3 separate regions of the Homo sapiens genome follow, and regions 1 and 3 are each linked to region 2. Evidence: chromatin loops called from intact Hi-C (ENCODE). Cell type or tissue: dorsolateral prefrontal cortex. All regions are shown on one strand. Links, peaks and the distances in the headings refer to the core of each region. The heading gives the core; the rest is flanking DNA. Region 1 overlaps GRID2 (glutamate ionotropic receptor delta type subunit 2). Region 2 holds the start of GRID2 (glutamate ionotropic receptor delta type subunit 2). Region 3 overlaps GRID2 (glutamate ionotropic receptor delta type subunit 2).

Region 1 (8,000 bases), core at 1-8,000, 84 kb before region 2:
ATGCTTCTCAAGGGGTGCACACTGAATTATGTAGAATTAAAGGGTTATCATGTGTCAAATTTACTTTTCAAAGGATCAGGGCAATATAAATCATTTTTTAAAAGCAAACGTTTTAAAAAGATGATATAGGCTCAGGCTAGATAATTGAAGTGCATCCTAGGTCAATCAATGTAAATCTTCTGATTCCTATTGGAAGCTGTCAGTGGTATGTTTTCATAAAACATAATAAAGTTTTGGAGAAAATACTGTGGATTTTTTCAAAAACAGAAGGAAGACAAAGACACCATCAGAGATCTGTCACGTCCTAAGGGAGGGTCATTTTTTAAAATACCTTTCCAGAATTGATTTTAGCAGCAGACACCAGTGTGGGAGTCTTTTCACAAAAGCAAAGAAAACACTGTAATGGGAGAGAGTGAGCTAGTCTTGTATAGCAAAACTGCCTGTGGCTACTCAACTTGCTATTATGTTTCAATCCTTCAAGAGAAGGAAGGGAAAGCTCAGAAGAGGGGTTGGACCTAAAAAGATCAAGTTAGTGAGAAGATCAAAATGAGTAGAGAGTGACATTATATTCCTTGAGGATGACATTTTTACCTATACGTGTAATCCACACAGTGGTCTATTTATTCCATATTTTAACATTTTATTTATCTATTCTGGACAATAGAGGAACTATGCATTTTTGTTTTGTTTTGCAAAGACCCTGGGAGTGCTTCTAAATGTTGAATGGTTTTTTTTACAATCTCAATATTTATCATTTTCATGATATACAGTATGAATGGTAAGTAGCTATAATAAGAGCAATGCCATAATTTTCTACTAATACTGTTAATATTATTTAATATTTATATTCACACTAAGCACAAGGTAACAGTAAGTACTTTACATATATTATGACTTTTAATCCTCAAAATAATGTCAGGAGGAAGGTGCTGAAAGTAACCATGAAGTCGTATCAATTGTTCAAGATCAGACAGCTTGCAAGTAAAGAGCCTTGGAAGTTTAACTACAGAGCTCATACCTCCTTGAAACAGTCTGATGACAATTTGTAACATCATTATGACTAAAAACTTCCAAAGTGTACTCACATATAGAGATTGATAGATTAATCAATCATTCTGGGCCACTTTCTAAAATGACTTTTTGAGAATTCAGCGCTCCTTTGGCTTTCAAATATGTACAATTTTATGAATTCGCAAATTATATGAATACTTCTTTGGCTATTAGTAAGGAAAATACTGTTTGTCAGTAAGGAAACTATTTGCTAGAACCAAGTTGAATCCAATAATCTCTGGTTTGATTTCATTTATTCAGCAAATATTTATTAGGCACCTATTTTATCCTGGGTACCAGGCTTGGTGCCAAAAATGCCATGATTAAGCAGACATAAATCCTTGACATCATGGAACTTTTATCTTAGTGAGAAAAACAGAAAATATATACGATAAAATTGTATATTATACCATAAGATAATAAGAGCTAGGAATAAAAGGTAAAGCAGCAAAATATGAAGTGTTTTTCTTATGTTGAGTAAAACCTGAAACTCTTCAGATTCCTCTCATCGATCCTGGAATTTCTCTCTGGAGCAAAGTGGAGGGGAAAGTATCTAATTTTTATTTAAAACGATAGCCTTTCAATTATATTAAATCATTATCATATCCTACCAGAAAACTTTCCTACTCAAAATAAATAGATTCAAACTTATTTAAATGCACATAATGTGAAATTATTTTGTTTGTTCTTCCCTGGACTTGATCCATTCTATTAACCTCCCTCCGCAGTCAGGGCCAGAACTAAACACAGCCTTTAGATGTGGTTGGACCAAGGGAGAGCCACCCTTTTCACTCTTCTTAAATTCTATATTTCTATATTTTATTACTAACAATGCAAATTCTAATTGATAAATTTGGGAATAAAAGTTAGATCTGACACTTATTTGCTGAATGATCTTGGGGCGGTTATTCTTTCAATTAATTTTATTTGTCATTATACTATTTATAGTCATTTCTATTCACTGGTTTGTTGTTGAAGGTAAATGAAGTGAGTACATGAAGGTAACTAGCCCCAGGTGTGCATATAGTATGCACTTAATTAATGTTTGTTTCTATCTGTCTTCCGTGTTAAATTCAGAATCTAGCTAAACAGTCATGCTGTAGTCAAATCAAATTTATCCCCATCTGTAATTGTGCTCTTTGTTTAATTGATGCTAGATTTTTTTAAAAGAGGACTTAAAATTGGCTCTGTTAAACATGATTTGCTAACCTCTACCTAATTCTTAAAATTTCTCCATTTCCCAGAATTTCTATTTTGTAATTCAACATATTCAACATATTTAATATTTCTTCCAGTTTCATAGCACCTGCAATTTTGAAAAGATTGAGTCCAGTGTTCTTACCCACATTAATAATGAACCTTTAGAATAATATAGGGGCAAGAATGAAACTATATGACAAATCACTAGATATCTCCTTACAGTTAATACAAATCCATAACACAGGGTTATCTGAGTACAAACTTTTAACCAATAATAAGCCTACCCAGTTCCATATCATCAGTGAATATTTTTCCATCTGGCCAACAGGAACACTAAAAGAGACCTTTGTAAATGCCTTATTGAAATTCAGATACATTAACTCGGTTTCTGTTCTCTTAGATGGAAGGAAATTCCAGTGATAAAGATTGTAGCACCTACTTAGAAAACAATCATGACATTCATAGTAAACTACTAAAATGGAAGTAGACTCAATTAGATATTAAAATGGGTCCTTTTAACTGTGGAGCTGAACATAATAAAAGTTTTAATGGTTACTTCTTAGAGTATTATTTCCTTTCAGAAAAGGTGGTCACATGAATATTTAGTGAAGGGAATCAGATTCATGTCATATCAGAGTCACTGATTTTCTATCAGACAAGAGAAAATTATTTAAGGAAAATAGTTTTTGAAGTTGTAAATTTTCAAACCCCATACTGTCCCTTTCCACATCTCTGCTATGTATGAGGAATACAGTAGGATCAACTAAATTATCACTTTTAATAAACCATAATTTCAATATAATGATCTCAGATACTGGTGGCCATAAAGAGTACTGTGGAAGTTATTTTTACAGAAATATATCTTATTAAAGGCTTGGCTATGAGTTTCTTCCTAAAACACCAAACTTCCTAAACTATCAACATTATGTTATTAACTACTGTCCTATAGAAATTGTTATGTATGCAGATATGTTTGACAAACTTTGGGTTAACCAGTATTAAGGGCCGGTTTCCATTACTGTGATGCTACTTAAAGTGTATGTTGAAAGGCGTTGTAAACTCCCAAAGAGAATGCGGTATATAATATTTCCACATTTCATTGACCACAAAACCTTTTTTTAATTGCATAGCACTTGTTAACATTTCCCAATTGTATACTTACAGTAGTCATTGTGATTAGATAATATTATTTATCAACAAAAAAATTGTAACAGGGATTCAACTCTGATATTAGGACTGAGGGTCAAGTCTATTTCATATATATACACAAACACAATCATAGAAGGCAAGGATTCAGGAACTGATTAACTGGCGGTGTGAGAAATGAATGCTACGGAAGTAGGGAGTTCTCAATATTTAGTGTTCATTACTGGAGTACCATAACCTGGAATTTCTTAGTAGGAACCAGTCTCGGAAAACAATGCAGAATTCCTGTGATAAAAGATGAGAGTCTTAGAGCCAGGGTGTTTAATGCTAAAGATAGCCGTTGTGGGGCATGATTATGTAGACTGTACTTTCAACCTTCCTCGGGGTGAGGAATTACATTAACCTTCAGAAGATCTAGTCATGGCAAGGTGTAGGAGGCAGTGGGAAGGTAAATGAGGTGGTAGCTCACCAGAGAGAGAGCCAGGGATACTATTGTAACCGTGGTATTGGGAATACTATTGTGACTTCAGGAAAATACTGCAACTGCATGCAAAATATTATGAGTATATAGCTGAGCCAGAGAATCCAAAGCTTTTTTCTGATTTTTAAAACAGCCAATGACCTAAAAAGGTTAAAACCCCTCCACCTACATAAGATTGTCTTTTTCTTTCTTCTGACAGCAATATCAACGACTGCCCTTGGCAGAATGATTTCGGAGAAAAATTGACCCCTTTTAGAGTTCTCTAGCAGAAGATGAGCAAACAACCTTTTTAAGCAGCAGGCAGTGCTGGTAGGAAATGTAAAATATTATGTCCAACAACGGTAACAAAAATTTTAGAAATCAAACAAAATGTTGGAAGATTTGTTGTCTTCTGTTATTCTATTATTGAGCATTTGTTTTACAGTAATAAATGTATCTCTGAAATCCAGCTAGACTTGGAAGGGAATAAGGAAAATATGGAACCCAAAGATCTTTGATTCTTTTTATGTTTGAACTTTAGCTAATTTGGCTGGCAATGGAAGAATGCTGAATTTTTGAATTAGGGAATGGAATTTTTATTTCTACCACAGACTTTAAAACAGATAACAAGAAATTTTAGGAAGGCCCCTTCTACATTGAGAAAGTCCTTTAAATAGGTAATCTATCATCTCCTTGTTCTAGTAATGGCTTCTGAATTATTATTAAGACATTCTCCACCAGAGGGAGCTTTCCAGAGCCACTTACACTTCCTTCCTCCCTTGTCTCCATCAAGTACATTCTTACTCATGTTCCTGCTCCTGGGTACAGTTACCACTGCACAGCATAGTCTCCCATCTATCCTGGTCAAATACTCTAGACAAATAGGAAAGGTCAAGGGAAGTCATCCTCAAGAAATATCCCTCTTTGTTGGTCATTAAGGAGCATATTGGAAAGCAAAATCAGGGCTTATAAAAATACACTTTGCAGAGTACCTCACATTCTCCACACAACTTGCTGGCTCTTATTTTATGCATAGATGCTGTTTGTTATTTTGGTTTTCAAAACATCTCTTAGACACAATAAAAAGTATGTGAAATAATTCAGTCATGTAAGGAAGAAGAAAAATATCAGAATTTACCACTGAAATTTTTCTAGATAACAACTCCAAATCTTTTTTTTTCTCTGCCTTTTCTGTGTTTCTAGAGTTAAGATGTTCTTAAAACCATGGGAAATTCCTTACTTTTTGAGTATATAAGGTTTTACATGAATTACATTAGTATAATTGAAATCAGGTGAAATCAACAGATAATTCTATTAACTGTTTAAACAGCTTCGGACCATCAATAGTGTGCTTTTAATTTGATATATTTGACCAAAAACGTCTTTTCTGTTAGGTTTTGTTCAGCACATTACATATGCAATCAAGAAACAGAGTAAACACAGATATGTATTATACATTGCACATTATCATCAGTACCAAATTAATGACTGATATATAGAATGTGAATCATTTTTTCTGTCAAATTTATAAACATGAGGCTATGTATCTCAAGTTAATCAGCTTTCTAATCCTCCATAGCATTGCCTGTTTTTCTTCTCTTGTCCCTAGAAAGTAAAAATATTTTGTATTAATTGCAAATTACTCAATAAATAAGTATCATGAAGCCAGAAGTTTGTTTTTAATCCATATTGTCTTATGAATAATTTTAATACATATCTTATTCAGAAGCAATACAGATGTCTTTATCAAATATTGCTAAATGAGAGTTTTAATTTCTAAAATTGCCTTAATTTAATCATAAATATATTCTGCTTTTTCATATTTTTTGATGTTACAACTTTATTTTCTCCATAAAAGATTTTTTATTTTTCCTGTTGACAATGCTGTAAGTACAATGCTACTTATTAAAATTAATTACTATTTATTTCCATAATATGTCTTTGTCATTACTGTGCTACTGCTGGAAATGGAGAATGTTGACAGCTTAATTTTTAACAGCCATACATTAGGACTTTAAAATTAATAGCACAGCCCTAGTTTTCCTTTAAGGAATCTACTGTAGGATATACATGGTACATACACTTTGATGATCAAATTAGCGATGCCCTCAGCATGAATAAACTGAGAGTGAATATACAGTATGCATTCCTGATAAAATCTAGCTCATAGGTCTGAAGGGAATAATGATAAAGTAGCAAAATAATAGATGTGTCTCCTAATTAGCTTTAAACTTTTTAAAAATAACAACAATAAGATGCAGGCATTACCATTCAGAATACAATGTTACTACATTGTAGAGTTTTAACTGGAGGGTGTCATTGAACAGAATATCATACAAAATACTGACAAATAAAAGTGAATTTTAATTGTCAAATCACAAAGCAATCCTTTCATTATCTGTGGTGAGGAGACGACATTTCACAAAGGGCATATTTTTTTTCCTATTGGAGGACTTATTTCAAGGGCAAATGAACTGTGTATTTCATATATATATATATATATATATATACACACACACACACACACACACACACGTATATTATATATATTTCTTCACAACAAAAGTTAAATATTTTTTCTATATTTAAATCCAAATAACTTAATTATTTCATAATTGAAAACAATACATGAAAAGTAGAACTACAAAGGTATATTACAAATGTACAAAAGTAGGACACAAATGTTTATGTATTCTAACCTATTTGTTTTTTAAACAAATGTATAGAAACCTAATAATTCATGAATTCTACTGTAAAATGCCTAAAATTTAAATTTAAAATAAATTATATTATTTGGTTTTGAAAATGCAGCTGAAAAACTCTGTAGCAAAGAGCTATTTTATGAATTCCATTCCTGTTCTAAAGATAGCACATCTTGACATGAGAGTTTTCATAGCGTTAACATGGTTGTAGGAAAAAAAAAATGGTTTGATTTCCTTACCTTAGACTATATAAGCATGAGTCAATTTTTAATAATTTTTTTAATAAATTCCAGTTGATACTCTGTGTTGCCACAATTAAAATATCTAATGCAAAATTGACTAAATTTTAAAATGTTTTTGAAAATAGCAAATAATACTAACAACAAAACACTGACAATTTGTAGAAACTCCTCAGCATCAATTCAGTCATATAGTCATGTCTAGAAATGAGCAAAATTTGGAATTATAGCTAAATTTTGAATTATATCTAAATTATATTATAATAAAGGATAGCTTGAATAGGTGCATCCTAACTGTTTATGAAAATAAATGAAATTATAAATATCAACATTTATAGCAGGAAACTTAACACATCTATTTTATAACACTAGATACTCTAAAATACATTTGACCTGGTGCAATTTTTCCAGCAGATATATTTTTATATTTTTAAAAGACAAATTATATGTGAATCACCTGACATTTCCCAGTACATAGGGAACCATCAGTAAATGTGACAAGCCCATTGTGTATATTGGTGATGCAATCTATCCTTTCTGATTCAGCTCCATAAACATTCTCCTTTTGACTGCTTCCAAGGCCATCCTGGAACACCTAGAATGCGTCGTGAATCTTTACGGACAATACCGTCTGAAAATTCAAGCGTTTTTCCATTGTTTCAGAGAATGAAAACTACCTAACACTTATTATCTTGAAGTATCTTCTTATTTATCAGAAGTTTTACTAATTCAGCAAGTAAAATATTTATATGGCTCCCAAACATCCATATGTCTCATATATATTATATATATATAATATATGTATATAATATGTCTATATATTATATATAATATATATTATATATAATATATAACATATATTATATATTATGTTATATATAATATAATATATTTTATATATTATATTATATATAATATATATTATATATTATATTATATATTATATTATATAATATTATATATAATATATATTTTTATTATATATAAATAATATATATATATATATATATATATATATATATATATATATATATATTCCTACACACACACAGGTACACTTCTTTCCTCTGTTAGTATATATGACATTATCCACAATGGCTGATTCACAGAATGTAGACACATACTTTTAAAACTGTACTCCACATAAAGCCCCACATAAAGGGCTCTTGTGGCTGAGGGAAAACTTCGACTACTTTGTTTGAA
Region 2 (10,470 bases), core at 1-8,000:
GCTCTAAACTCCTGTTGTGTTTAGGGAGTAAAGAGTGTGGGACGACTGATGTATGAAGAAAATAGCAGTCAGCGTGGCTAATCTCAAAGACTTTGGAGCTTTCTAGCTACATAAATCAGAGCGACTTCTGAATAGCCTCATAAAACACAGTATCATTGCCATTCCACTCACGACTTTTTGGTTCTTCCTACAGCATGCAGATCATTAGGAAACTTCTAAGCAATCAAGTAATGTGGGTCTGATGAAATTACTCAATCAATGCATAGGCTCAAAGTAGAAGCATAATTCAAAATTGCATAGTTTTTATATGTCAAAAGACCTTTCTTTAATTGGGGCAAAGAAGATCACAATGGAAGTGATTCATTTTTAAATACTATATGGTTGTGTATCTGTGTGTGGATGTGTATTAAAAATATACGTAATGATTAAATATTTTTAAATATTTGAAACTCAAAGTAATCATAAAATTGTGCATTTTTGACTAAAATAAATACATTTTCATTTCAATCATTATGGTTTAACCATTATGTTTCATCACTGTAGTGAATCAATATGTTTAACAAAACATATTAGAGTTTAAAATGTGTAATTGACCTTATTAAACTACCGGCATGAGGTAAAAACTGAAGAGAAAGAGAGAAAGAAGGAGATGATTTTCATGTATATATAAGTTGGTTCAATACCAAAATAATTCAATATATAAAAAGCCTCTTAGAGCAGTGTCTTTTCATCTTTCCAGTTTGCCTGAACTACATATTGCAGCTACTTTCTGCTTGAACACATCACATGAGGCTGGGAAAACCTTTCATTTCTGCATATCTCCTTCCATCGCTAGAGGTGAAATATTCCCTTTCCCTCCAGTTTCATCACATTCATTCCTTCAGTCCTGAACTAATATATTTCCCCAGAAACATATTTCTCACATTAAATATTTAAATGAAGGCAACACCTCCTAAAGAAAATTAATTCTTTTCCTATTCAAACAAGTAAGGAAACTAATCCAATTCATGTTAACTGGTGCTTTACAATTTTAATATGGACATTCGGTTTTGAATTTACTATACTTTTGCTGAGAGTAGGGGTGGAGGCACTGAATTACACACATACTACCCGTCATCATTTTTTATTTTTTTAATTTAGGAGTTAATGTTTTTCGATATATTATAAAAGATAAAGTTTTTGAAACAATTTGCTAGCCTCATGACAATATTAGGTAGTCTATAAAACAGCTAATTATCTCATCTAATGTACTAATTATATTCAAGTCAAATTAATTGTCTCAGAAGTAACTATATCTGTTAGTAGGATATACACAGTTAATGTATACAACCAACTTTCTAAAGAAATCTGTAATTTGTACACAGTTAATTTTTAAATGTGATTATAGCCACTCTGACAGACAACAGTATACAAACTAAAAAATACAACAGTTTTGTTCTATTTTGAAACAGATGTCCAGACTGCATTGCAAAATAATATTTAACTAGTAAGGGATAGCAAAAGCTGTAGGTATTTGTAAATAATGTATTTATCATGCAGACCACAGAATAAGCGATTTAAAAAAAGCATTCTTCCACAGGCTTTCCCTCCTGAGAGATGAGGAGCCTACATCAGAAATCCCTAATCATACAATGAATATAAAGGTATTATGATTATATATCTGCATTCCTGCTCCAATCATTTACAACTAGATATAAATGTATGCCATTTCTCTAAAAGGAGCATAGTTCATTTCTGAACTCTATCAGAACATTGCTGAACCACTCAATGAGACCATAATTTCTTGCTGAAAAGTTCTGAATCTGTAGGCACTGTTAGCCCCCAGGCAAAACGGGATCCAGCAGGCAAGCTATTAGTGCTTGACTTACTTAATGCACAAACGCTAGGTTTTCTGAATCCTGACCTCATTACCCCTTGCACAGAGACAGACAGTTCTACTGATATAAATGATAGAGAATGGCAGACATGTTTACAAAGACAGCCTCTGAGACCAAGAGAGGGAGCCCCCTGGAGCGGAGGGGCTGGCCACTGTGGGCGCGCACGCTAGACAGAAATCCCTCGCTTGGGCGGGCACAATCGCCACCTGCAGCAGATTCCCCTACCAGGAGTATGTGTACGTGCGTGTGTGTATGTGTATGCGTGTTGTGCGGTGGAGAAGCAGGGGTACAGAAAGGGGAGAAGCTGTGACCCATCTGTCGCCTCAATTTGCAGAACACCAAGCCATGCGTACAGATAAAAGTCCTGTGCCCAGAAAAATTCCCCCAAAGGGACCTCTCTGCAGCCCAGCAAAGAAACCTTGCTGGCTCGGTAAGCGAATTTCCGAAAAAGAAATCGTCGCATTAACGCAGAAAAGGCTGCAAGAGCCTGTCTCCCGCTCAGCTCTCACGGATTAGCAAGTGAGTAGAGTTGGAGCCTGAAGCTGCGAGCGCTGTGCATGATAATGACGCGCAGCCCCCCGCCCGCCCCTGCTCGCCGCGGCCAGTCCCGGCCCGTCTGGTTGCCAATAGGTGGGGCCACCAGCATCTCGGAGCCCGCTCGGCAGTCCTTCTCAGAGTCGCGGCCCGCAGTAGTCCCGGCGCCTTCGCTGTCTGCCTTGCGCGGCTACTCGGAGTTGACTGCGAGGCGAGGCGAGGCGAGGCAAGGCGGATATCTGCTAAGCAGACCTCGGGAGCAGCCTGCGCGCATTCGCTTCCCCGCGTTTCCCAAGCGCCCCGGGGTCAGTTTCGCCGCCGCGCCAGGCCCCGGGAGCGTGTCCGAGGAGGCGAGGCACGCGACAATCAGTCCTTGGCGACACTGCCGCCAGCCCCTCCTGCCACCGTCTCAAAGACTACACGCAAGGATCATAAAGCCAAGAAGATGTGAGAAGAGAGGGTGGCTGGGGGCGCATCCGGCACCCCCGTCACCATCGCACTAAGCTGCGGCGAACTCAGCCGGCTCACGTTGCAAAACCACCTGTTCGATCCGAAGGGAGCTCCCCCTACCCCCCAGCCCAGTTCTTTTCATCTCACAGGTGACAGCTTCTCTGCTCCCCCAAAGATAAATTTTTAAATGGAGCAAATGTACATCCGGGAAAAAAAATATGGAAGATAAGAGTCAATTAAACTCCCTTTCCCCACACACTTAGAATCCCCCTGCAGTTCCCAGCACACACTCACACTCAGGTCAACTCGAGACCCCCACGCATCCAGCCACATTCCACGAATCACTGCAAAACAACAGCACAAGTCAGTCGAGGTTCGAGCATCCACATCCTTTCAGAAAACTGAGCAAGTGTGAGGGAAGGGTAGCGGGAAGGGGCAATGAACTGAAGCCACCTCCAACAAGACACACAGAGACCGGAGAGGGGGAAAGCGAAGGGGAAACATTTGAGAACTGAAACGGTAAAAGTAACCACGAGCTGCACCAACACTTTCTTACCGATGTGAATGATCGAATCCGCATTCGCCGAGTCCCAGGTTCGAGACCACCAGACGGACAAAACCAAGAGAAAGGGGAAAACTTCCATCTCCTCCTATGCCGATTCTCTTGGAGGATGGATTTTCTTCCAATTTTTTTTTTTTCAAACAGTCCAAAGAGTTTGAGGTCACGGTGGAGTTTAGCGCAGCTTTTTCTTTTTTTCTAAATTCCTATTGCCAGAGCAAAGCCTTTTATCGTCGCCGAGAAAGGCAGAAGGGAATGACAGAAAGAGCCCAGCCTGAGGAAACCTCCTTCGCAAAGCCGTGTCACTTGGAGGGGAATTTTGGCATCGCCAGAGTTGTTTGCAGTTTGGCTTTTGAAAAATATATCCAGCCTCTACTGCTCTTGGGCAGGGGGAGAGGCTGGGGCTCAGATCAGACCCATCGCTGCGCGGGGGCCGCGGGTCTCCGGTCCCAGCTCCGCTGCAACTTCCAACACCCCCCTCACGCCGGATGTGCCCCCTTCCCCGCACCCTCTCGGACCAAAAAAGACCCCCGCCCCCGCCCCTACAGCCCGCAGAGAATCACTGGTCTTCGCTGCCAGAATCTAAGTGGAAAGGAAAGATTAGGAGATTCCAAACGGAGCAGCCAGATTCCACCAGGGAGGGGGGAAAAAAGCCCTCTCCAAGAGGGGTAGAAAAAGTGAACTTCAAGGTAATGCAGATAGTAATGCAGAGAAAATTCCCTTTCTGCGTGAGGCGCGGAACGCAGCTTGGCGAGGCGGGCCCGGGGAGCCGGTTTGCTGGGGCGCGGTGGCGGGGGGGTTGCGCCGGGCGCGAGCAGCGGGGCCGGGCCAGAGGAGGGAAGCCGCCGCAGGCTGCAGGATGCTTTTGGAGCGTTTCGCCTGGCGGGATGCAGGAAGCAAGGAGCGAGCCTGGCAGCTTCAGCACCAGCCCCACGTTGCCTAGAAATGGATCACCTAGGAGAAGGAGCGAGCCTGCGAGAGAGCGGTGCTGTCAGGCGGAGAGAGGGGGAAACCAAGAGAGGAAGAGCTTCTCTCTAATAACCACCTCCTCCCCCTATCTGCAATACAAGGGAGAAACAAAATAGTGCTCTCATTTCCCATGGAATCTTCAACCGGGACTGAGAAAAAGGCAGGACTGTAAAAAGACATTGAAGCTTTTTTTTTCCTTTCTTTATTTTACGAGGTTAAATGCAACCTAAAAAAGCCACCCCACTTATTTAACCTTGCTATTCTCTAACAGGTATCAGACTTTTTCTAGTCTTTGCCTGGAATTAGTCACATTGGTTGAAAACAAATTAGGGACACCTGGTCACTTAGGGAAATACAGACCTAGAAAGCTTTTAATGAGATTTCAATTATAAAGTTATAAAAAGGAGAGAACGTGCTAATTACCTTTTATACAATGATTTTTTTTTTCTGTCTCCAGTGTATTTTTTAGGCAATCAGGATAGAGAAAGGTTCCTGAAATCCTTTCTATTGATAGAAATTCTTCTCTATCAGGATAGAAAAGATCTTGAAATTAAAATAAAAAAGCAGAATAATTAAATAAAACAGAAAAATTTTTCATAAACATTTGGTCAAAATATTTCATTGAGTAGCTTAATAACCTATGTAGATAAATTCCGAATGAGGAAGTTGGGTACTCTCTTCCATGGAAAAAGCTGAGGAAGTCCTGAATGACAGCCTCTCAGTCTCCAGTGAAAGGATTTTCTGCAAGCTTATTCCTTAAGATAAAATCCTGATCATTGTGACTTCTTTTCTTATAATGATTGACTTATGTCAATCTGGCCTCATTGCAAACTGAAGATTTGTTAACACAATCGAGTGACTAGTCGAGGTCAGGTATTAATGTCATAATATTGTCTCAGTTATAATTGGAATTCTTTAGGAATGTTGGATGTGTGGATGTCAAGCTCATTACACAACCTTTCAAAGCCTTACCTCCAAGTTTGGCAAACCTCTTTTCCTCCCGTTCCCTCACTTGAGCCCTTCTCTCTAGCCTTCTGAATTGGGTTACTATTTTTCCAGACACAGTTGTACATTCTCACTTCTGGCTGTTTTCATTCATCTTGTACACTTTTTCCTGAACATTCCAGAAAATGTTTTGCTGCCATATTTTTACTTATGTTAATATTTCTGCTTGGAAAGCACGTATTTGTCCTCCCAACCACTCTCCTTCACCATCTCAAGGGCTAGTTCAAATTCCTTTTGCCCATGAAGTAGTGTCCAGTCCTTTAATGTGGAATAAATCCATCTATCTTCTATGCTGTCGTAACACACCCTATTTTGTATTAGAGTTAGACAGAACTACTACTAAGTTAGATCATAAATGCCTTGAGAGTGAAAACCAAAGCTCATTCACATTTTATTCAACACAGCATTTTACAGAGAACCCCTTTGTTGACTTGAATTTCATCACTTCCTTCTGAATCTGGAACAAACCAGTGCTTCCAAGAAGCATTCACTGATTAATTACTCTCAATTTTGATCATTCTCTTATCTTTTGTTTCCATTAGTAGACATTGACTCAATATTGATTATATTAATGTTGGTGTTAATGTCATTTTACTTTATAAAGTGTTTTGATGCAATTCCATAGATTATACTTTGCTTATTCAGATAATGAATTGAAAGAAGAGATGCACTCCCCATAGCTTCCTTCAAATATTATTTACAGTGACATTCTAAAAATTGGTAAGTCATTATGTATTCTATCAAGAAAAATTATAACCATTTAACATGGAAAGAACACCATGATATCTTAGAATAAGATAACTAGGAAGAACTTCAGAGCATTAACTAGTCCAGTCCTGGCTAATGAGTATCTGTCCTGGAGAAAGTCAAATATTGTATAGTCATATTCATACTATTTCCCCTCTTGGAAATGTTTTAGTGTACTGTGAGCAAAGCATTTTCATTATTCCCAAATCCTCCAGTTTAGTAGTTTTCAAATGTAGATTCACTTTGAAATAATCTGAGAAGCTTTTTAAAATGGTCACTTAAGGCTAATTTAATCAGAATCTCTGGAGTTTGGGACACAGCCTGTAATATATTCTAAAAGCCTCTATACAGGGCTCTGCTATGCAGCCATAGTTCAGAATCACTGTTCTAATACTCAGACATTTAAATGAGTCTGGGTGACACATCAAAAAAAGCCCTTAAGGTATAATGACCACTCCTGCCAATCAGAAGAAACAGTAGAACAACAAGTTTTGGCTTTCCAAAAGTTACACAAGAAAGTTAGTATAAATTTAACATTGGCTGTTTGATTTTTCAAGAATAACAATCAGTCTTTTTACTGTTGAAATAATTTCTACATTCAATGATTCCTAATTAATAAATATATAATAAATATATATTAACTATATTTTCTACTACTTTAGAAAATTGTCTGTCATAATGTAATATGTAGTTAGCTGGATACAAATATTTATAATGTGTGAGTTAGATGTTAAATTCCAGAAGAAAAAATATGAATTCACTAGCTGTGCATATTAAATGTTTTAATGACAGCTATCTGTTGGTCTCATTAAGGCTGCTTAACTTTAATTCAAGCCTTATTATATGGAAATAAGTGATGTACCTGGCCCACTGTACTTAAATTCAAACCTTGTGAAATTCTGGCATGTATTGGCAGGAAAATACCCTCATTAACTAAAGTTTTATAACAAATGATTAACTATTTAAAATAAAATGTAAGTAAATCATGTTTGTTGAGTTTATTCTTCCAAGGTGGAGACTGTTACTTCATTCAGGCATCGATCATGATTTGAACATCAATTATTTGAAGAAATGATAGATTATCTGAACTACCCCAAGATTTAAACTAATATGCCTATTTTTCTTTGAAAAGCAGAATTTTTGAGAAAAACTGATTTGCATTGGAGGGGAAACTACAAATGCTGACTGCTTCAATCATGCACAATTGTGGAAAGAAAGCAAGGTAATAGAATAGAAATTCTTGGAACATATAATTATTTCATTTTCACTGTTAAAACTGCTAAGAATACCAATGCTTAAATTTTAAAAATCAGCTGCTCATTGTTATAACAGCAGTAAATCAACTTACATTGGTCAATTTTAACGAACTGTTCAATTATATTTTAATGACTCATGAGTTTTATTTTGTTTTAGTATAAAGATCTATGAATTTATGAGTCAACTTATTTGAAACTTAAAAGAGTTGGTTTTTAAAATAATATCATCAAAATGGGACACAATAAATTCTGATCATTATTTCTAATTATTTATGATTATATTATTCATATTACAAATATGGCTAGTCACACAAAAGATTCCAAGTACATTTCAACCTTAATATGAGCATGAAAGGAAAACTGTTAAAAGGCAAAGACTGATCATCTATAGATGCAAGTAGTTGTGATAAATGGCTGTAAAATTGTAATTGGGATATTTATTTGCAGATGTGAAAAACATAAATTCCCTTTGGTTGAGGGACTGAAAGAGTAACTTTTGTACTCAGCACATCAAAGAAGTTCAGAGCTCATTGAGGCTTCAGGGGCTTTCTCATTCAGTGTCTTGGTTTTCTAGACAATGATGGGAAAATTGAGTTCCAGAAGTTGTACTAATATTTGTTGGAAGGCTTAAACTTAGAAAGCACATGTTTTGACTTTTAAATAAGCTTTGAAAAAATACTTAAATTACATATTCCTGTATAACATATTTACGCTGGCCTTATCTTGACCTCATTTTTTTCAGGTCAACTTCACACTGACTTACCACTTACCGCTCTGTCAAACTATTTTGTCTGTGACACTAGTGAAAATCTTATCCTCAGTAATAGCTTATATCTCTCCCTTCCCTTCCTTCGCCTTCCCTCCCCTCCCCTCCCTTCCTTCCTTCTTTCCTTCCTTCCTTCCTCTCTTCATCTCTCCCTTTCTTCTTCCCTTCCCTTCCTTTCCTTTTCCTTCCCTCTTCCCTCCCTTCTAAAATAAACTCATAATCTCTTTCTTCTTTTCAAAGCTTTCTGTAAATCTATGAAACTGTAAATCTATATGCCCTATCAGACAATGCCATATTATCTTCTAACTCAATTAGATATAAATTCTAATATAATTTTGCAATTTAAATGATTAATAAATATGAATGCTTTACCAAACTTATCTGTTTTTAAGGTTGATTCAAGTGAAAAACTTCTAGTTTTAAAGTTTTCTTACTGTCTATACATTGGCAATGATACTGAACTTTTAGAAACAGGGATTCATTAATAGTCCTTTTAGTTACCTTATCTTTTCTGTCCAAATGTTGATGTGGCATTTCAAGAGAAATGTTGATAAGCATCAAACAACTGATTGATGGAGAACAAATGATGACTTTAACCCAAAAGGGGCACATTATTGAGATTGGCCCCTCAATACATTATATCCTGTCCCCACAAGATGGCAGCCATGCTTGATGTAGATTTAATCAGCTTACTTTTTGAATGTCTCTACTTTTAACAGTTTACAAGGATATTATTAACTCATACTAATCAAATAGCTATAATGAAGCAAACTTTATATTTTAAGGTTTTTTTTGTTAACTTGAATTTCTGAAGTTTTATTTCTTCTGGTTCTCCTAAACCTTTCACATAGAAGTAATAGGTTTCTATTAGAAGGCTCCAATAAATATCTGTTTTATTCATATTTTCTCTAGTTTGATCACTTGCTTAGGAATTAAAGACCAATAGAACGATCTTTAATAATATGCCACTCACTCCTGAGTTAAAGGATGGTTAGAAAACTGAGACATTATTTTGTGATTCAAATTTCTGGTATAAATATTAAAGTTTCAAAAATGAGTTAATATAACTATTTGCTTTTTAAAGAATACATATCTTATATATCTTGAAATAAGAAATTACACTTTGCCATGGGAAAGAAATTTTCTGTCAATTATTTCACTGATCTTTTTCATGTGGCATATTAGTTGAGGCAAATGTCTGAGTATATCAAAAGCCAAAAACAATTGTATTATGTCAACTATAGTGTACATTAGCATTTTAAATCCTAAAAAAATCAAATTTTATTTTCTCATAATTAACTTTTATTTACAACATTTTTTGTAACATACTTGTCTAGACACATAAGTGGCTCCGTATAGAGTATACTTATGGAATATGCCACAGATAAACTGTACATTTTGGTATAAAATATATTGTATTTTATAGTAGCACAAGTCATGAAGAAAGTGTAAATAGAGAAACAAAAGCTTGATTTATATACATATGTATAATATATATATATTGACTTTGAAGATTTTAAAGGAGTCATAGAAAACATTTCATTTCTTAGTGGATAGCTACATAATTTATTTAGAATTAAATACAATAGATTCCTTATTCCTCATTGGTTCTGCAAATTGGTGGTGAATTTAAGCATTTAACAGATTATGAATAGATGAATGAATTAAGGAGTGAAGAAAAGGATAAAATAAAAATTTTTAAATATTGTGGAATATTACCCATGCGGCATAATACAAAATCATCTTAATTCCAAAATAAACAGATAACTGAGGTATCAAAGTTTTCTGTTCATAAGATTATTTTGCCTATTTATCAGTCCCATAGTTTACAACACAAATAGTGGTTATTCATTTGGTCTAGAACAGATGGAAGATATTTTCAAAGGGTTCTTTGGAATATGTCAATAAAAATTATCTCAGCAATAGAAGCCAAAATATGAATCTCTGCCCAAATTTAACTTGAACTATTTGTAGTATGGTTTATGTGACTAAAGAGAATGCTGAGTTGGGGGTGGTTGGACACTAAATTTAGGGTTAGATTTCACAGAATTTACCTGAAGTTTGTTAATATAAAATTACACTATCAACATTTTGTTTGCTCTCCTTTTTCTAAACTTTGCTGCTTTTTCACATTTTTTATTTCATCAAGAGAGTTTAACTATAATTAGACACAACAAAATCAAAATTGTGAAAATAAGACAATATTTAAACATTTTTAAATGCCAGTGTGTTTAAAAAATATCTAAACTAGCATTTCCCACATTGAGCTCTATGGAATACTGTTCATGGGAAAAATAAAAAAAAATA
Region 3 (8,000 bases), core at 1-8,000, 250 kb before region 2:
TCCTCACAGAATTGAGGAGCATCTGTGGTCCAATACGCAACATCACACCCCTGAAATTTGAAGATAACTCCATCCTCAACATGGCTTGGAAGCCAAATTTGAAAAGACAGGAAATGTGAAAAGCTGTCTTTACTTCTGACAAACCACAGACGAGAAGTTAAAAAGCCTCGAGAACATGCCAAAATGCAATTAAGTAAATTTCATCCCAATATTTTAGGAAGTTTTTCTCTATTTTTCTTCATTGCCAGACCCCTAGAAGATATGATGTATGCCAGCTGCCTTCATTTTTCTCACCATCTCTTCCTTCCATTTCTTTTGCAATCTGTTATCATCCTGAACACTACTGAGATGGATTTTCACTATCCTTAATGAAATTGAAGTTAAGCTTCTTTTTCTCCTACATATTACTTGAAATATCTGTAGCTTTGACTCTTAAATTACTTCTTTCATCCTGGTATGTTCTTCTCCCTTCACAGTTTCATATGATCTAAATCATTCTCCTATAACCCTACATACATTTAGTGCAACTTTACTTCAACACAAATGCTAACTGCGGATAACTCTCATGGGTTAATATGGCCTTTTATATTCACTCAGTGAGGGAAACTGCCTTCCATACCCTACAGATATTAAATATATTCACACTCCTCGACTTGGCATTCAAGAACCTCTTTTATTTAATATTTTATGGTACTTCTGCCTGCAAACTCATGCAACTCTCACGACTGGATCCCACCCTGAAAATCATCCTTCTCTTTTTGAAAAATATTCCCTGCATTTTAATCAGTTAATTTTATTAAACAACTGTAATACATTCTAACCTTATGCAAAATATCTTATTATAGTTGCCTTTACTGACGAGCAATAAACACAATTACCATAACTTGATTGGTTCAAAGCTAAGGACAAAAGGTGAGAAAATTGAGGGCCAACCAGTAAAAAATAATGTCTGACATGACACAAATACATAACGATAGAGCTAGAAGTTGGATTACATGTAATACCAATACTCCTGATTGGGATTCTATTCAGAGATTGAGAAAAATATTTATACAGATCATTTATCTGAGAAGTTACTGCTAGAATAACTACTTTCATAATAATCTCTTTTTGGAAACTTGTCTACTATAATAAAATATTTCCCATAAGGTGAAATGAAAAATGTCCAATGGATAGATTTTTTTCTACCAAAAATTACATTAGCTGTAAACAGCTTGACATTACCCAGGAGTCATGATGACAGGCAAATTACTCGATTAAGTTGTTAACAATGCATTTACTGATATGTTTTCATGTCACTGACATAAACTTTCTGAAATGAGAACTTATCAAATTGTTTTTACATTTTGTCTATAAATTTGAAAAAAATGGTCTTCAGCAAGCTTTATACTCGGAACAGAACCTTGTACATTTCAAAGTGCTTGAGAAAATATGAAAGTCAGATTTCATGTGATAATTATTACTTTATAACAGATTCTTTGTTATTTTCTAAATCATATTACTCGATTTCTCTGTTTCTTTCTTATAGACGGCATCACTATAGGTTTACTGCCGCTCATAAATGAACACAGCATGTGTATACGTATATAAAGTTATGTTAACACCATGACATCTTTCTAATTGCCCCTTTGCAATCTCAGCTATTTCCATTCTAGGAACAACAGCCCTTCTGTATTATCAGTACCTTGCTTTTCTGCTCCCTTTAGTCTCTCAATATATACATACCTATGTGATTTTCATGTTTTTCATGTTTAACATAATGTTGTTGAATATGTTGCTGAAATATATTTGGCCAAATCCTTCAAGATATCCTGATACTATGATTCTGAGATAAATAAAAATGTTAATGATAGGCTGGGCACGGTGGCTCACGCCTGTAATCCCAGCACTTTGGGAGGCCAAGGCAGGTGGATCATGAGGTCAGGAGATCAAGACCACTCTGGCTAACGTGGCAAAAGCCCGTCTCTACTAAAAATACAGAAAATTAGTTAGGCATGGTAGCACATGCCTGTAGTCCCAGCTACTTGGGAGGCTGAGGCAGGAGAATTGCTTGAACCCAGATGCAGAAGTTGCAGTGAGCCGAGATTGCACCACTGCACTCCAGCCTGGGCGACAGAGAGAGACTGTCTAAAAATAAAAAAAAAGAAAAGTTAATGATAAGGATTTGGGAAGTTGGGGAGGTATGTCATTAATAATAGATGTAAGTGGTCAATATAATTTATGCAATTAAAAAATAAGTGAGATGCATCAAAATATTTTATGTAAAATATATACATTATAAAAATACCTATAAATCAAATTTCTATGTTACTGAGAATTACGAAGGTATACAAATGCAGGAGGAGTCATAAATGACATTCTCCTAAAGAAACAAGGTAGAGACTTACCCAAATCAACAAGCTTTTGCTCATGGTATATTCTGTTCAACACATTAAACCATCATTCTTCAGCTTTTATATGAATTATCCTTTCCTATGCTATCAAAGACAGATTATACCACCAAAAAAATTCAAAACACATTATAAAAATTTCATATAAAGAATTATATGATGTGTTGTGTTTTACACAGATTACCCAATGCAGGTGCATTCTGGGAACAAAGTTAGGTCCGTCTTAGATATTAAGCTATAATTGGTAATCACCCTATTCTAAGTTCCATAAAGGGAAAGAATTTCGAAGGAGAAAAATTATGGCCTCTTAGCCTTGCTCCCCACCCACCAAAAAGAAGAATGACTCATCCTATAGGTGATATCAAAGAAATAAGCAAGTAGGTATGTTGCAGCCTGCCTCTTGCTTGCCCCCATTTCATTGTTTCACTTATGTGAGCAAATCTGCTCACCAAAACACACATTCTGATCTACCTTTGGCAAAATCATTGGAGCAACCAAAGGTGACTGAGAGAGAAGACTGGAATTGTTCAGCTATGCCTGAGATGGGTCAGTTCAGTCTATATAATTCCAAAGGGAAGAATTAAGAGACTTGCTTTGCTTGTTATTCTAAGTCCCCAAGTCATCCAATCCAACTTTTATTAGTTATAATGTTGAACTTTGCCTTCCCTTCGTCTGGACATTCTTTGTTGCTCCCCAAAACTTCAACTCCCTATTTGCTAAGACATAACCCTTCATCTTTTCCTTTAGATTCTTAAGAGTCATCTACTGTAGCTGAGCTTTTAAAATCTGCTTCATTCGATCTTAAGAGAACGTCTTCCTCTGGAAACTCCTATATTCTCCATTAGTTTCCATCTCTTCTCTTCAGCCATCATGGATTTTACTAATTCATCATTTGAATAGCTCTGTCTTACAGCTACTTCACACCATTTTGCAGTGCAACATCTGCTTTCTCTACCTCCTCTCCAACCGTTCCTTCTGTAACCCATTGTACTTCCCACAAGTTTTCTGAAACTACTCTATCAAATGTCACAAAGTATCTGCTTATTATTAAATTAAGATAGTTTCTCTTCAGTATTCATTTTTGGCTGTTGTGCTAATTTTAATGTTCACAAAGTTTCTATTCTTTCCTTCACAGTTTTCTGGGATATTACTACTTTTTTTTTTTTTCATTTTTGCTTTGCCCATTCTGCATTCTAGTATCAGTATGGTTTTAAGCTCTGACTTTGGTCTTTTAACATTTAATCAGAAACTTAGTTTTTCCTCATACCGAAGTACTGCTAACTCTGAATACATGCACTACCCTTTCATCTAAATTCCAATTTTGAATTTTCTTTCATCTTGAATGTATCAGTCACCTCAAAATCAACCTGATCAAAACTGAAATTGTCACTGTTCCTCTAATACTGCCCACCCCTTAGTGTTCTTATTACTATTTTGCCTTTATCTTAGGTTTTACATCATAACTGACTTTCCTCAGCTCTTTTTTTCTCTATTCCTTTCTACTGGAGAGAGAGAAACCTTATCTCTCTTACTTAAAATGCATTACTCATAAATATGAAGTCTTCTCCATTCCTAGCAGCATCTTTCCAGTAGAGGCCCTTCTCACTTCATGCATAGACTACTGCAGCAATCCTCAGCTTCCTCTCCAACCAATGCAACATGTTTATAATTGTCTGATGTTATTAACGATGGTATTATTTGTGTTTGTACTATTGTTTATGATTTATACATTTCTTCTTCATGCAGTATAAGTCCATTAATTTATCTCCAACATCTTCACTAATGCTTGTACATTGAATGCACTTAATAAATGTTTGTTGCATGAATAGATGCATAAATGAATGATTAGCTAAAACAAATGTAATCCTCCCAGGCACTGACACATAGAATTTATCTATCTCTGAGATAAGGCAGATATTATTAGTTGCATTTTATAGATGATAAAGTTAGTTTTAGACAAGTTAAATGTCAATGCTACAGGCAACTAAGGGACACAATCTGGGATCGATTGTATAATGTGTGACAATGTTTTATACATTTGCACATAATACTTCTCACACTAAGTTTCAATTCTTAAAATAACATTTCATTGTGTTAGTCCTGTGACATAAGAAATGCGTGTACACACACACACACACACACACACACACACACACAGGTGTAGATGTATATATTTCCCTTCAAAGAAATACTGATTTAGATTTCCAGTCTACTATTTGTTGGAATGACACAGCTAATCACTTAGCCTCTGTGGATGTCATCATTTATAAAATAAAATGATACTATCTATCCTTTCAAGTTCACAGGGGAAAGATCTGCCATATGGAAGTTTAAAATGTAAAGCAATATGCACACTATCTTGTGAGACCTTACTTTTAGTGATCCCCATTTAACAAATTTAATGAAAAAGAAACAATTAACCAGAATCAGAAAACTGGTTTTTAATTGTTTATGGAGAAACAATTTATGACTGATTTTTCAATGAAGTTCTAAAATTTGAGACTAGTCTTTGCAATGTAACTGCTTAACATTAAACTGCAAGTGTTCTTACACTTTTTATATCAATCAGATGCATTCCTTTCCACATTAATATTATCTTAAAATGAATTTAGTTCAAGTATTACATTTTTGATTTTCAGACTTTGCAATTTATACAGTTCTTTTTATTTCCTCATAGTTATGACCCATCATGTTTTCGTTTTGTTTTTAGGTTCTTCTCCGTGCTGTAAAGTACCCTGAAACTGTGAAGGTGCCCTCAATTAGAGAGGCTGAGAAAACAAGGATCCCAGAGCAAGCTCTTCAAGCCTCAGACAGAGAGCCTGCCAAACCAGTCTGAATATTTTTAGAGTAAACAATCATTAATAAATATGAGCTACATTTATACTCACAGGAATCCAGATTATACTCATACTTTTTTAAAAAATGGGTTGCCTCTAAGTGTATTCAATTCACCCATGAAGAAATTTTGTTAACATTTAATGGTAGGTGTCTAATGAACATCTGTGGAATATGGAATTAAAAGAATAAGTTGATGGTTCTTAACATACTATTATAAACTAAATATGTATTACAACATTTTCCTTTTGTAGATGGAAATTATTCTATACTTCACAGATGTTGCTTATATAGTTAATAAATACTCTACAAACAAAAAATATAATCTATGTGTTCATATTTACTGTTGCCTAAAAGTTGTCAAAATTTAAAAAACCATAAGTCTTCATTATAATCACAAAGTACTGGAACAAAGCATTTTGATATTCCATCCACTTCTATGCATGGTAAAATCAGTGGCTCTATATACTGTAAATGTATATATCAATGTCTTATTCTGGAAGTTCAGGTAAAACATAAAATATTTAATTATCTCACTGTAATACACAGTGGTTCCATTTGAAAATTATGCATCTCAAAATGTTGCATTTTATTTAATGAGTTCTTTTTAATGTTATGTGGGTTGTCTCTTTGAGTTTTACCCTACCAAAAAGCTAAAGAGCTATGGAATAGCATACCTCATTAAGAGAATAAAGAGTTACTAGATTACATTAGTATTTCTTCTCAAGTACATATAGTCATATAGATTATGCAGGGTATCAAGTGTCATGTTACATTTTAAACATGACCACTAGGATTTTAAGAAACATCACGGGCATCATCTTTTTTAAGCTACTACATATTTATTTATGAAATGACTTACCTGTAACCTAAACTGTGAATCTTAGCCCTTCAAAAATGGAAATCACAAAAATAATACCAAAAAATGCCTTAAAATTCTTGGGGATTTCTTTTCTTTTTCTGTAAAGGCCTCAGGCTAAGATTTAGATTTTTAAAACTTAAATAGCCCTCAGTCCCTTTGTCATTTAATAACATCAGTTTGACTCTGCATCACTTGGGAATCACAGAGTTCAGAGAATTTTCTAAGACTAAGAATTGTCAGATAGTTGGAGGTGTGTGTGATGTGTGTGAATGAGGACTCATCCAATGAGTGAAGAATGACAAAAATGAGATCACTTCCTAGAGAGAAGAAGACTAAATATGAATACAACATGGTGACATGGTGTGGTATATAGTCCCTGAGGGTAACCATATCTCAGATCACATTAATGGTATAATGTTCAATTTTACTGAGCCTCAGTTTCCTCATTTTCAGTAGGTACCGTATAAATTACATCCAACAAATATTTAAGTGTTATACATTCCTTCAAAGTGCAAAATCAATGTGGCATTTTCTCATTAAAGCTCATCTATTTGAGATTACTTGGTAAGTGTTCATTTTTTTTTTTTTTTTTGCGGAAGACCTAAAAATCTTTAGCTCCTATCATCATCTATCATTAGTTCTTTCTTACATTCCCCAAATAAGAGTAACATGTTTTGGATACATGTACCAACCAAATCTCATTTTCAATTGTAATCCCCAATGTTAGAGATGGGTCCTGGTGGGAGGTGATTTGGCCATGGGGGCAGATTTCTCCCTTTGGTACTGTTCCTGTGATAGAGTTCTTATGAAATCTGGGTGTTTAAAAGTGTGTGGTACCTTGCCCTTTCTTTACTTCCTCCTTCTCTGGCGATGTGTAGTGCGGGCTTCCCATTCACCTTCCACCACGAATGAAAGTTTCCTAAGGTGTCCCCAGAATATGACCAGATGCTGCCATGCTTCCTTTACAGCCTGTGAAATCATGAGCTGATTAAACTTCTTTTCTTTAGAAATTACACAGTATCAGCCAGGCGTCGTGGCCACTCCTGTAATCCCAGCACTTTGGGAAGTTGAGGTGGGCTGACCACCTGAGGTCAGGAGTTCGAGACCAGCCTGGCCAACATGGTGAAAACCCATCTCTACTAAAAACACAAAAATTAGCCAGGAGAGTGCCTGTAATCCCAGTTATTTGGGAGGCTAAGGCAGGAGAATCACTTGAACCCGGCAGGCGGAGGTTGCAGTGAGCCAAAATCGCTCCACAGAACTCCAGTCTGGGTGACAGAACAAGACTCTGTCTCAAAAAAAAAAAAAAAAAATTACACAGTCTCAGAAATGTCTTCATAGCAGTTTGAGAATGGACTAATACAATGAGCTTCCTGGATTACCAAACTGGGTTAAATAAAAGGGCATTGAATGAATACCTGCTACATGGCAAGTGCAGTGCTGAGCACAAGCAGACTAGAAGTGTAAACATAAGGAAGACATACACCTTGTCCTCAGCGAGTAGTGCACCTAACTCAACATATTACATCTTTAATTGAGAAGTCTTGATTTTGTCATTTCCATATTTTTCTACTTCTATATACTTCTTAGTGACCATGTTAAACTTCAGAGTATTATATTATTCCAAATTGTCCTTCTGTCCTCAGTACCATTCTAGATGTATACATTTTATCATTATTGTTGCCTACTCTTTTGTCTGGAATTCAGAAGAATTCAGGTCTTGTAAGTTCTTTTTCTACTTAATTATTTTTTCTGTTTGTTTTATTTACTTCTTCCATTTCACAGTAGTAGACTAATCCTGTTGGAATCTACTTCTTAAAGTTCATTTCCTTCAACTATGTTGCCAATATTCTCCTTTCTTTTTGTAGAACCTAGAATTATTTCAACATGCAGTTGCTTCCATTGAGGTTTCC

What was found. Peaks named below come from ENCODE experiments on the same cell type or tissue, not always from the same donor. Only the 100,000 strongest peaks of a DNase experiment are listed, where the experiment ranks them.
Region 1: it touches region 2 in a loop (8-fold over the local background); 9 of 110 quality-filtered maps call a loop at or near these places.
Region 3: it touches region 2 in a loop (4-fold over the local background); 3 of 110 quality-filtered maps call a loop at or near these places.

The regions. Positions count from the first base shown.
Region 1 is chr4:92,384,267-92,392,266 of GRCh38, reverse strand. The region is part of intron 1 of GRID2 (glutamate ionotropic receptor delta type subunit 2); the gene reads right to left. Among named protein-coding and RNA genes, the nearest start is that of GRID2, 84 kb to the right of the region's middle. In dorsolateral prefrontal cortex, for the core only: a CTCF peak has its summit at 4,611 (motif pointing right); no DNase peak of the experiment used is centred there.
Region 2 is chr4:92,297,692-92,308,161 of GRCh38, reverse strand. GRID2 (glutamate ionotropic receptor delta type subunit 2) reads right to left here and starts at 4,196. Exons shown (of 16, transcript NM_001510.4): 1 at 3,418-4,196. The coding sequence starts at 3,505. RefSeq lists a silencer at 2,370-2,664. In dorsolateral prefrontal cortex, for the core only: CTCF peaks have their summits at 4,246 (motif pointing right) and 4,451; DNase peaks (open chromatin) are centred at 2,101, 2,501, 3,421, 4,301 and 1 weaker place; H3K4me3 peaks cover 4,931 bases; H3K27ac peaks cover 5,367 bases; H3K27me3 peaks cover 1,101 bases.
Region 3 is chr4:92,547,802-92,555,801 of GRCh38, reverse strand. All of the region lies in intron 1 of GRID2 (glutamate ionotropic receptor delta type subunit 2), which reads right to left. Among named protein-coding and RNA genes, the nearest start is that of GRID2, 250 kb to the right of the region's middle. In dorsolateral prefrontal cortex, for the core only: a CTCF peak has its summit at 3,978; no DNase peak of the experiment used is centred there; H3K4me3 peaks cover 306 bases.